Regions from separate parts of the Mus musculus genome. Here region 1 is linked to region 2. Evidence: chromatin loops called from intact Hi-C (ENCODE). Cell type or tissue: heart. All regions are shown on one strand. Links, peaks and the distances in the headings refer to the core of each region. The heading gives the core; the rest is flanking DNA.

The links. A loop is a pair of places that touch in the nucleus more often than their neighbours do. Peaks named below come from ENCODE experiments on the same cell type or tissue, not always from the same donor. Only the 100,000 strongest peaks of a DNase experiment are listed, where the experiment ranks them.
Region 1: a loop joins it to region 2, with 1.9 times the contacts of the local background. A loop is called at or near these places in 2 of 42 quality-filtered maps.

The regions. Positions count from the first base shown.
Region 1 is chr16:15,239,950-15,245,335 of GRCm38, reverse strand. No RefSeq gene overlaps it. Among named protein-coding and RNA genes, the nearest start is that of Gm41423, 130 kb to the right of the region's middle. In heart, for the core only: no CTCF peak of the experiment used is centred there; no DNase peak of the experiment used is centred there.
Region 2 is chr16:15,292,409-15,297,794 of GRCm38, reverse strand. No RefSeq gene overlaps it. Among named protein-coding and RNA genes, the nearest start is that of Gm41423, 180 kb to the right of the region's middle. RefSeq lists an enhancer at 1,749-3,325. In heart, for the core only: a CTCF peak has its summit at 2,673; no DNase peak of the experiment used is centred there; H3K27ac peaks cover 358 bases.

The sequences.
Region 1 (5,386 bases), core at 97-5,096, 53 kb after region 2:
TTACTCCTCAAATAATTCCACAAACTAGAAACAGAAGGAACATTGGCATATTAATATTATCAGGTCATAGACACCCTGATACCCAAACCACACAAAGATTCAAAAAGAGAATTACAGACCATTTCCTTCATGAATGTTGATGTAAAAATATTCAATAAAGTACTTGCAAACTGAATCCAAGAACATATCAAAAGCATCATCCACTGTGATCAAGTAGCTTCATCCTTGGGATACAAGGATACATTAACAAATGAAAATTTACCAAGATCCAACTCCTCTTCATGAAAAAGGCCTTGGAGAGAATAATAATATAAGGAACAGACCTAAACATAATAAACATAATTTATAGCAAGCCTGCAGTCAGATCAAATTAAAAGGAGAGAAACTCAAAGCAATTTTACTCAAATCAGAAATAAGAGAAGGCCACCCATCCTCTCTGCATCTATTCAGTATAGTGCTTTTACTTCTAAGTAGAGCAATAATACAGCTAAGGGAAATCAAGGGGATACCAATTTGAAATCCAGATGTCAAAATATTGCTATTTGCAGATGATATGATAGTACACATAAGCTTCCCTAAAAATTCTACCAGGGAACATCTAGACCTGATGAACAACTTCAGTGAGGTAAAATGGCTAGACACAAAATTACCTCAAAAATATCAGTAGCTCTCCTATATACAAATGTCAAGTGGACTAAGAAAGAAATTAGGAAAAGAACAACTTTCACAATACCCATATAATATATCTTAGGGTAACTCTAAGCAAGAAAGTGAAAGATCTGTATGATAAAACTTCACAACTTTGAAGAATGAAATTGAAGAAGATATGAGAAGAGGAAAAGATTTCCCGTGCTCATAGACTAACATCATAAAAATGGCCATCTTACGAAAAGCAGCCTCCAGATTAAAAACAATCCCCATCAAAATTCCAACACATTCTTTACAGATTTTGAAAGAACAATACAAAACTACATATGGAAAGTGAAAAACTCTAGGACATCTAAAACAATTCTATACAATAAAAAACTTCTGGATGTATCAACATCCCTGATTTCAAGTTGTATTACAGAGCTGTGGTAATAAAAATTGCATGGAATTGGTATAGAAACAGACAAGTTGGTCACTTGAATCAAATTGAAGACCTATACATATCTAAACACCTATGGACACTTGATTTTTGATAAAGAAGCCAGGAATATACAATGGAAAAAGAAAAACATATCCAACAAATGATGGTGGTCTAACTGCATGTCTGTATGCAGAATACTGTAAAGAGACCCATATTTATCACCCTGCACAAAACTCAACTGCAGGTAGTTCAAAGATCTTAACATAAAACCAGATATACTGAACCTGATAGAAGAGAGAGAATGCGGATTAGCCTTGGAAGCACTGGCACAGGAGAGAAATCCTTGAACAGAACAGCAATAGTGTGGGCACTAAGAACAACAATAATAAAAAAAAAACTTTAAAATCTTCTTTAAGACAAAGAATACCATCAATAGGACAATGTGGCAACCCACAGAATAGGAGAAGCTTTTTACCAACTCCACATCTGACAGAGGGCTAATTTCCAATATAGACATCAACACACCAAATAATCCAATAAAAAATGTGGGGTACATGTCTACACAGAGAATTCTCAACAGAGGAATCTAAAATGATTTGGAAATCCTTAAAGAAATGTCCAACATCTTTAGCTATCAGGCAAAGGTAAATCAAAATGACTTTGAGATTCCATCTTACATCTGTCAAGATAAAAAGCACTAGTGGCACATTTGTGCTAGAGAGGATTTGGAGCAAGAGTAACACTCTTCCATTGCTGGTGGGAGCACAAACGTGTACAACCATTTTGGAAATCAAGATGGTGGTTCTCAGAAAATTAGAAATCAATCTACTTTAAACCCCAGCTATGATACTCCTGGGTATATACGCAGAGGATGTTCCACCATACCACAAGATCACTTGCCCAACTGTGTTCATAGCAGCCCATTTTCATAATATCTAGAAACTGGGAACAACCCAGATGTTCCTGAATGTGTAAAGAAAATGTGGTACATTATCACAATAGAGTATACTTGGCTATTAAAAATAAGGTCATCATGAAATTTGCAGGCAAATGGCTGGAACGAGAAAAAAATCATCCTGCGCGAGGTAACCCAGATCCAGAAAGGTAAACATGGTATATATTCACTTATAAGTGGATGTTAGCTGTAAAGTAAAAGATAATTATGTTAAAATCCACAAAGCCAGGGAATCTAAGTAACAAGGAGTGGTTAAGAGTGAATTCGAAGATCTCCCTGTGAGTGGGAAATAGAATAGATTTTTCAAGTGGGCTCTGGGTAGGTAGAATCAGGTGGGGGGTGGAGGAGGGAAGAGGAAGAAAATGATTGTAAAAAGCTGAAATTGAGAGGCATTTTGGAGGTGAGGTAGAGACCTCTGCAATGTCTTTGGAATTTACAAGAGTAACCCTAAGGATGACTCCAAGTAATTGGGGACATGAAGCCTGAATTGGTCATCTTCTGTAACCAAGCAAGACCTCAAGTGGAGGGATTGGGACCGTGACCCAGCCACAAAACCTTTGACCTACAATTTGTCTTGCCTGTAGAATGTTCTGTGGTCAAGGCCTAGCATAATTGTCATCAGAGAGACTTCATCCAGTAACTGATGAGGGCAGATGTAGAGTCCCATAGCTAAACATTAGGTGGAGCTCAGGGAGTCCTGAGAAGAAGGGAGAAGAAGAATGGAAGAAAACAGAGGGGGCAGGGACACTACAAGACCAAGGCCCACAGAACCAACTTACAAGGACTCATAAGAACTCACAGAGATCAGGGATCCTGTTGTGGTCTGACCTAGGCTCTCCGCATATATGTATGGATGTGTAGCTTGGTGTTCCTGTAAGACTCACAATAGTGGTAGTGGGGGCTGTCTCTGACTCTTTTGCCTGCTTATGTAACTCTACTTCTCCTATGTTGCCTAGTCTAACTTTGATGTGATGGTATGTTCCTGATCTTATTGTAGTCGTTTATGCTGTGTTTGGTTGATTTCCCTGGGAGGCTTGCTTTTTGTCTTAGGGGAATGAAGAGGGGTGGATCCAGGGGAGAAGAGATATTGAGGGGAGGGGAGAGAGGGGAAACTGCAGTTTGGAATATAATATATGGGAGAAGAATAAAAATAAGAAAAGAGCACTGCAATTTGCTGGGAAAGTTAGAAAGCAATATTTATATTCAGGAGAGAACATATGGTAGAAAAGACATAATAAGATTGATTTTCAATACCTTATAAGCTGAAGGTCAGCAGGAAAAGATGAAGAATATAAGAATTGCAACCGTATTCAATTAATGTTGAAGAATAATCACAACACAGAATTAATCTTCAAAAACCAGAAAAGTTATTTTGGCTTTTTTGGTTTTGATTTTTTGTTTATTTGTTTTCATCTTTTAAGATCCTGATGTTTTGCTCAGGGTTGATCAAAATATTAGGTATAAAGAAAGAGTGCTGTGACAAAAATATGTACGCATCATAACTTGAAAGAGGATTTTTGCTCATGCTTTAATATTTTAATCATGGTCACTTGAATTCTTAGAGCTAAAGTGAGACCAAAGAAGCGGAACATGTTGAACATCATGAAGAAACATAGAACTGGAGCTAGAGGGTGGAGAGAATGAGCTTGTTGTGATTGTCTAGCTAAAACCATGTGGGACCATGCTGAGGTTCCAGACTATGCTGCCTCTGAGGGCTATGTCTGGGTCTGTAGCTATCCAGCCAGTGGCAGGGGTCAGTGTTGATGTCCATGGCTCATATTACCACTAGAGGACATTGGGATGTCCCTGTTAGGGTAGTCACTGGGGACCACATGGATGTCCAGGGTCTGTGCAGAAAGGGCCTTACCCTCACTGGCTGCGATGATCTGGAGAGCTGGTCCCACTTCTTACCAGGGCAGTACTTGGGAGAGCAGGCCCTCCACCTTGTCCAGGTAGCACAGTGCAGCTGGCTCTGGTGGTAGGGATGTGGGTAAGCTGGCTCTGAGGGTAAGAGTGCAAGAGAGCTGGTTCCACCACTCATCTCCCATGACATGGCATGAGCATGGGGGTAATGCCCTCTCCCTCCTTGCCACTCACCACCTGCTCCCCAACTCCCAACTGCTGTTGGGAGAGCAGGGCCCTCCAAGGTCATGAAAGCTGGTGAGCTGGCTCTGTCCCTAGCTGGCCTCAGCTCACAGGAGAGCAGGCCTTGCACCTCACCTGAGCAGCACAGAAAGGCTGGCCCTGGTCAAGATATTTGGCTAGCCAGCCCTGAGGGCAAGAGCCAGGGAGACCGGTTTCCTCACTTCTCTAATGTGAGGTAGTGTATTGGGTACAGGGTGATGCTCTCCCTCCCTTTCCCTTCACCTCCTGTTGCAGAGAACTGGCCCCAGGAGAGCAGGTGAGCTGGCCCTGCTCCTTTCCAGCTGCAGGACTCAGGAGAGCTTACCCTGTACCTCACCTGTCCCTAGTGGAGGGAGCATCAGTAATCTAGCCCTGCCTCCTATTGATGGCGGTATTAGGTGACCTACCTGGAGCTGTGCTGGAAAACTTGCACTGGTGGTGTAGACAAGGGAGAACAGGCACAGAGACTAGCTAGCTCAGCTACCACCCAGGCCCAAATCTAAGACTCCAAGTTGGCCCACTTTAAAATCTCTATCTGTGAATTGTTAGGATGCATTGAAAGGCCAGTCCTGATGATCCAAAGCTGTAGGCAGGATTACTGGGACACAGGGAAACAACAGGATAATTGGGAGGAATCCCAATAAGAATCCAATATTGATGGTGACATAGAAACCAGAGTTCTCAAACTAGATCAATGACTCATTGTAATGAATGTTTGCAAGTGAAGACTTGTGGACAGAGGGGTATACTATGGAACACACTGACATGCTACAGCTTCAACAATGAGGATGTTTTCTGTGCTCAGGATATTTTTGTTTGTTTATTTGTGTATGCGTGTGTGTGTGTGTGTGTGCGCACGCGCGCGCGCACACCTTTTAGTTTTTTGTGAGGGCAGGTTGCAAGAGCAAAGGGAAGATATGAGGGATATGAGTAGGACTTTGGTATATGATGTGAAACTCACAAAGAATCAATAAAAAGTGAAAATGAAAAACAACAAAAAGAAATTCATCTCATGACTTCAAAGAAGCATTTTGTAAAGAAATATTTTGATATTTAACACCTTATAGCATTTAAATGTCTTTGTTCTAGCCAGAAGTGTCATCCATATTCAGATTATCTAGTAATATATGGAAAGAAAATTACACTCAAAAAATAGTTGTGGCTCACTCAAAGAAATAAAATAAAATAAATGGAAAGAAACTATACCAAGGGGAAGCCAAATATTGGACTTACTATAT
Region 2 (5,386 bases), core at 52-5,051:
AATTGATATAGTGACATGGAGATAGATAGACACACACACACACACACACGCACACACACACACCATAATGCTGAGCCCTAAAGGGGATATCTCTATCACAAGCTTTTCTCCCAAGACTCAGAGATCATTGGAGAAGAAGAAGCAGAAACAGTGTAGGAGTCAGAGGCACTGAAAGAGTACAGAGTGCAGTATTTCCTGAATAGGACAAGACAGACGCATATATGGATTCACAGCAGTTGAGACAGCATAACAAGAACTTCACCATCTCAAGCTAGACAAAAATCTCATCACAGAGAGAAAATAGGCAGGTTGGCTCAGACCTGCTCTGCCACTGCCAGCTAGCTCACTTAGGGTGGAGTCTTCCGACCTAGATAAGGTCTATTGTTCTGCCACATCTGCAGCTTGCCTCCAAGATGCCACTACCTGCTGAGAGGCTGAATCTGTTCTAACACTATCCTGACAAAACATTGATCCTCACAAAGCAATGAGATCCTGACATGGTGGGGGATGGCTTCCCCCTCTATAAGCTCAGACTCTTAAGTAAACATTGGCCTTGATCAGAAAACTTTGTCTTGGCTCATTATTTCTCTCGCAGCCTTTCCCATCCAAAACCCCATCTTTACTGTCAGGAACCCAGTAACCAGTGGCCGCAGGCAGCTACAGGGAAGAGCCATTTTCTTTACTGGTGTGCCTCTGGTGGATCCACCACACTTCAGTGGAAAGCCACACAGTTAAGAGTGTATAAGCAGTACAAACTGTACTTGATGGTTTTGTTTTATTATTTTTTTTCTAGAGGACACAAAGTTAGGTGTTCGAAGAAGCAGGAATGAATCTAGGAGGGGTGATGGTAGGATAAATATGATCAGAATATACTGTAGAAATTTTTTGAAGCACTAACTAAAAAAGGCTCCAATAAAAAGTTTAAAGATGCTGCTCTGTGAATGTCTAAGACAACAGACATAAACATTCCTGCTAGGCAATATGGCCACAAGTCAGAGGAAGGGACAGATGTGACTCAACATTTCATGTTTTTCAAAATGTTTAAATAGTGAAGTCAAGTTTGAAGAACTTATTTCAAGCCTCATGAGCTTTATCATACTGTAGCATAAGATTAATATTTGTGAAGTGGTATAACATGTGGGCACATATGTGTTTGTGTGTTCACATATGTATGTTCATATTGGCCAGCATTTACTTGTCTATAAGTGGTGATAAGTGGTGATAACAAGTCACTTTACCATTAATTGTCACCATTCATTTTTAAAATTTTGAATTTTGATTAACTTATTTTGTGTGTTTGTATAGTGTATATAGTTGTTGACATGAATGTGTGTCCCTGCACATGTGTGTACATACATATGGAGGCCAAAAGTCAATGCCTTTCCTCAATCACTATATACTCTTTTTTTTTTTTTTTTTTTTTTTTTTGAGACAGAGTCTCCTGATGATGTTGAAGTTGTGGATTTGGCTAGATCATCTGGCCAATAAGCATCAAGGATTTGCTTGTCTTGATTCCTTACACAGCATTGGTTGTAATCACATGCTTCAGTACCTCCACTCTGTTTTGTTTTGTTTTTTGTTGTTGTTTTTAACATGGGGTCTGGATATCCATATTCAGTTTCTTAAACAGACACTTTACTGATGGAGCCATCTCCTTTGTCTACCATTCTTAATCAACACAGAAAAATAAGTGGTGAGTTTCTAGTCAAGAATACTAGCAAAATGGAAATTTATTTAAAATAATCTTCGAAGACAAAATTTGCCAGAGCTCATGCTTGTAATTTCGTTGCTTGCCTAAACTCATTTTCAGGTTAGGATGAGACCAGTGAGAGAGACCTTCTCTCCTCTAACCTAAGACTTGTAGTCCAGGCCAGAGGTATGATCTCTGTAACCCAGAGATCATGCTGACAGATGTGGCCTTAGTTCTCACCCATTATCATTTATAAGTACAACATTGTGTGCATGTAGGACACTGCCCTGGAAGATGGTATCCTAGCAAGAATAGCTTTCCCAACAATTGGGAGCCAGTGAAGCTTTATACACAAAAAGAGAAGCAAAAAGTCCCTGGGTAGCAAGTAGAAAGATGAATTTCTCCTTCTTTTGACCCTTCTTTCCTCCTCAAAGGGTTAAGTATATGGAGGAAGGAACTGCTCCACTCTGCCTCTTTGCTTGGTGGGAACTATTAAATTACTGCTGGATGTTTCTGATTATAACACACAGCAGTGCCTGTGGGACCCTGGGGCCACATGTGCGCCATCAGCCTGCCTGGGCCTGTTAGATAGCCCACATTTGCTTGTGGGTGCCTCTGTGGCACCAAAACAGAGTGGGTTTTTTATTTCAAGCACAAAGATGAGAGCTAGTGCTGGCAAGAGGGCAGGAAACGGGCAATAAAACCAGAGCTGAACGGCTTAGTGGAGCCAGGACGCTGGGGTCTGCTTAATTGCTCTGAAATGAAAAAGTTTCGGGGGTTTTCATGAAATCCCATAGGCGCCCTTGCCAAGCCTCAAATATTAGATAGAATTACATAGCTTCTAATCCCTCCCTTCTCCCCAAGCCATGTGTCTTATTTTTTCTGGATGTTTGTACCCAGCTTCAGGCCTGGTAGGAGAAAGGTTAAGAGAATGAGGGCCAGGCACCCAGAGGGTGTATCCTGACTACTTTCCTGCCAAGAGTCTAGTAATATCCACAGTGTGGCGCTGTTACGAGACTCTCTACAATAATGATCAGTGATACTCACTGTGTCAGGAGCTCTGGAAACATTTACAAAGAAAGTGTTTAGCCAGAGATCTAGGGTAACTACACAGCTCAGCCATTGCTGCACTACTGGGTGGTTGCTCCATGTCTTTCATCAGAATCTCAAAGGACTCTAAATATAATAGGGGGGATGGGTGGAGAGATGGCCCAGGAGTTAAGAGTACTTAATGCTCTTGCAGCAGAGGACTCAGGTTCAGTTTCCAGCTTCCACACAGTACTAACAGCAACCTATGATTCTTGTTTCAGAGGATCCAATGCCATCAGTAGTCACCAAGCATAGCTGGTACACATGTATATTTGAAAGCAAAAACAATCATACATATAAAAAAATAAAGGAATGTATATCAAAAAATGTACATAACAAAAAAATGTTCAGAAGCAACGGCAGAAAAAGCAGGAGTGTAATGCAGCTAGAGGTTTTCTGTGGGAGAGGAGTACTTTAGGGAATGATGAAAGGGCTGCTGGGATTGCATACAGGATGGCTAAGTATGGGGAGCATTCCTTATCTGACCTCACTCAGTGGGGAGCAGCTGAGTAATTGAGAAAAGGAAACCTGGCTAAAATGCATAAAAAATTTAACCAAATGAGTCATGAGTCACAGAGGTCTGGTCTACAGGGCTGTTAGCAGACCAGTAGAGGAGACATGAGAAGGCAGGAGCAGTGCAGCAGCCACACTTGTTACACAATGTGATACTTTAGAGATCTCTGGTATTCTGATTATTCTGTATTACTGATCTCAGGTTTCTGGCAGGTAGAGTGAATCTGCTCACCTCCTGGTGAGCTGGCTTCCTCCTGTTGATTGGGCTCTGTTTGACTGTATTATGCAGCCAAAGTATTGAAACCTTAGAAGGCTTAACTGTGGAGGCCAGCCCAGAAAGTGCTTGCCTCTGAGTGATGGAGAGTCTTCCATTTTCCAAATTATTCTTAGAAGACAAGCTTTCAACTTACTCAGGCTCCAAATAATACAATCAGTACCCATGATAGGAAGATGGTGAGGACACAGATGGTACAGTGTGAAGAGAGCTGAGGAAACCATCAAGATGAGTATGGAAGCAAAGTCTATGTGCATGTAAGCTGTTCCACACTCATCACTAAGAACCAGAGGTCCTTGTCTTTCTAGTTTCCTGAGCCTCTGGCTTAATGACTACTTAATTTGGAGGCTCCCTTTACTCCCATGCATACATGAATACTGGCAATGGCTTCCAGGACAGAATATTTGCTACTGTTCTTAGAAAGAGACTCTGTGACATGGGTCTAGGATACTCTGATATCTCATGCCATGGCTCTGATGATGGTCATCTCATCCCCTACTTCTCTCTACTTCTCTGAACTCTCACTGCTCTGTCCTTTGCATATTTATAATTAAGTAGTATTGCTTTTTCTAGACTACTTTGTGGTCTCCTTATGGCTTGCTTGATGAAAGGTATCACTGTTGAGAGTGCATGTTATTGTAAGACACCAGGGAGCCTTAGCTTACCAGGGACCCCCTGAGTGAACCATGTGGAGCCAGGATTGATGCAAAAAGCAAGAGGAATGTATTGTTCCACTGTTCTGGGGTTGTCCCAGACCCGAAGGAGAGGTGGTGACCACCAGCACCAGTTTGGTGAGTTTTTATATGGTTTCCAGGGGCAGGACAGAGCATCAGCAACTAGGTACAATATGATTGGCATAACAGTGAACCCTTTAAACTGATTGGTCTTTAGGGAATGAGGTGAGAAGGACTTCCCTTGTCTAAAGGTGAGCAACACTCAACCAGTGAATGTGTCCCCACCCATAGGTAGTTTGAGAAATGCTAATTAGCCTCTCCCTTCCAGAGGGGCGAGTGTTTCACGACCTTCCCAAAGTTCCTGAGCTGACCTTTTCATTGTGAGAGAGAATGAATGGGCTTTGTGTCTAGAGGATGATAATAGTGCGCCCAATCCATAAGAAGTCCCTCTGTGAGGGATGTAAGAAAGGTGCAATCTTGTGGCATATCATCTTCATGGTTGCCTCTGGTGGTGGATCCTTGGATTTCCAGCATGATGCTTACAAATGAGAGTAGTAGTTAACTTCAAGGGCTAGGAGAAATGCACATAAGATGCCATGCACACAAAGAAGAAGGCAAAACACAGATAGGAAGTTGTATGTGTGTGTGTGTGGGGGTGGGGGGCAACTTTTCAGGTCCTGAGTGAGATGAGACATTCCTGACATCTTTAGAACCTGTTTTCTACTTTTCAAGCACTAAGACTGTCCTTGTGGCCACCCACACAACATTCCACATAGCTCATTACTGGAGCATCAATCAGAGAGCTAAAAGGAGCCACAGCTTTATGCACATCCATGTAGTAATTCAGAAGTCAACCTTCTTGCTCTATAGTTAGATGGTTACAAGGAGCAGATAAATACAGAGACAACATTCAGGGACACTGCAGGCCCTTCTACCATAGCTTGTCTATTTAAACCTCCCAGACATATTCCTAAATGCTACTGACTGTCAATTTTTTACATGTGGAAACTGCAACCTGACGACACAGTTAACACTGACTGATACAAGTTTCTAAGTAGATAAACATTTTAAAATGTCAAAGCTTATTTTTTATTTGTTTAAAATCCAAATAACCATTCATATATTTTCACCTGTCCAGGTGATGGT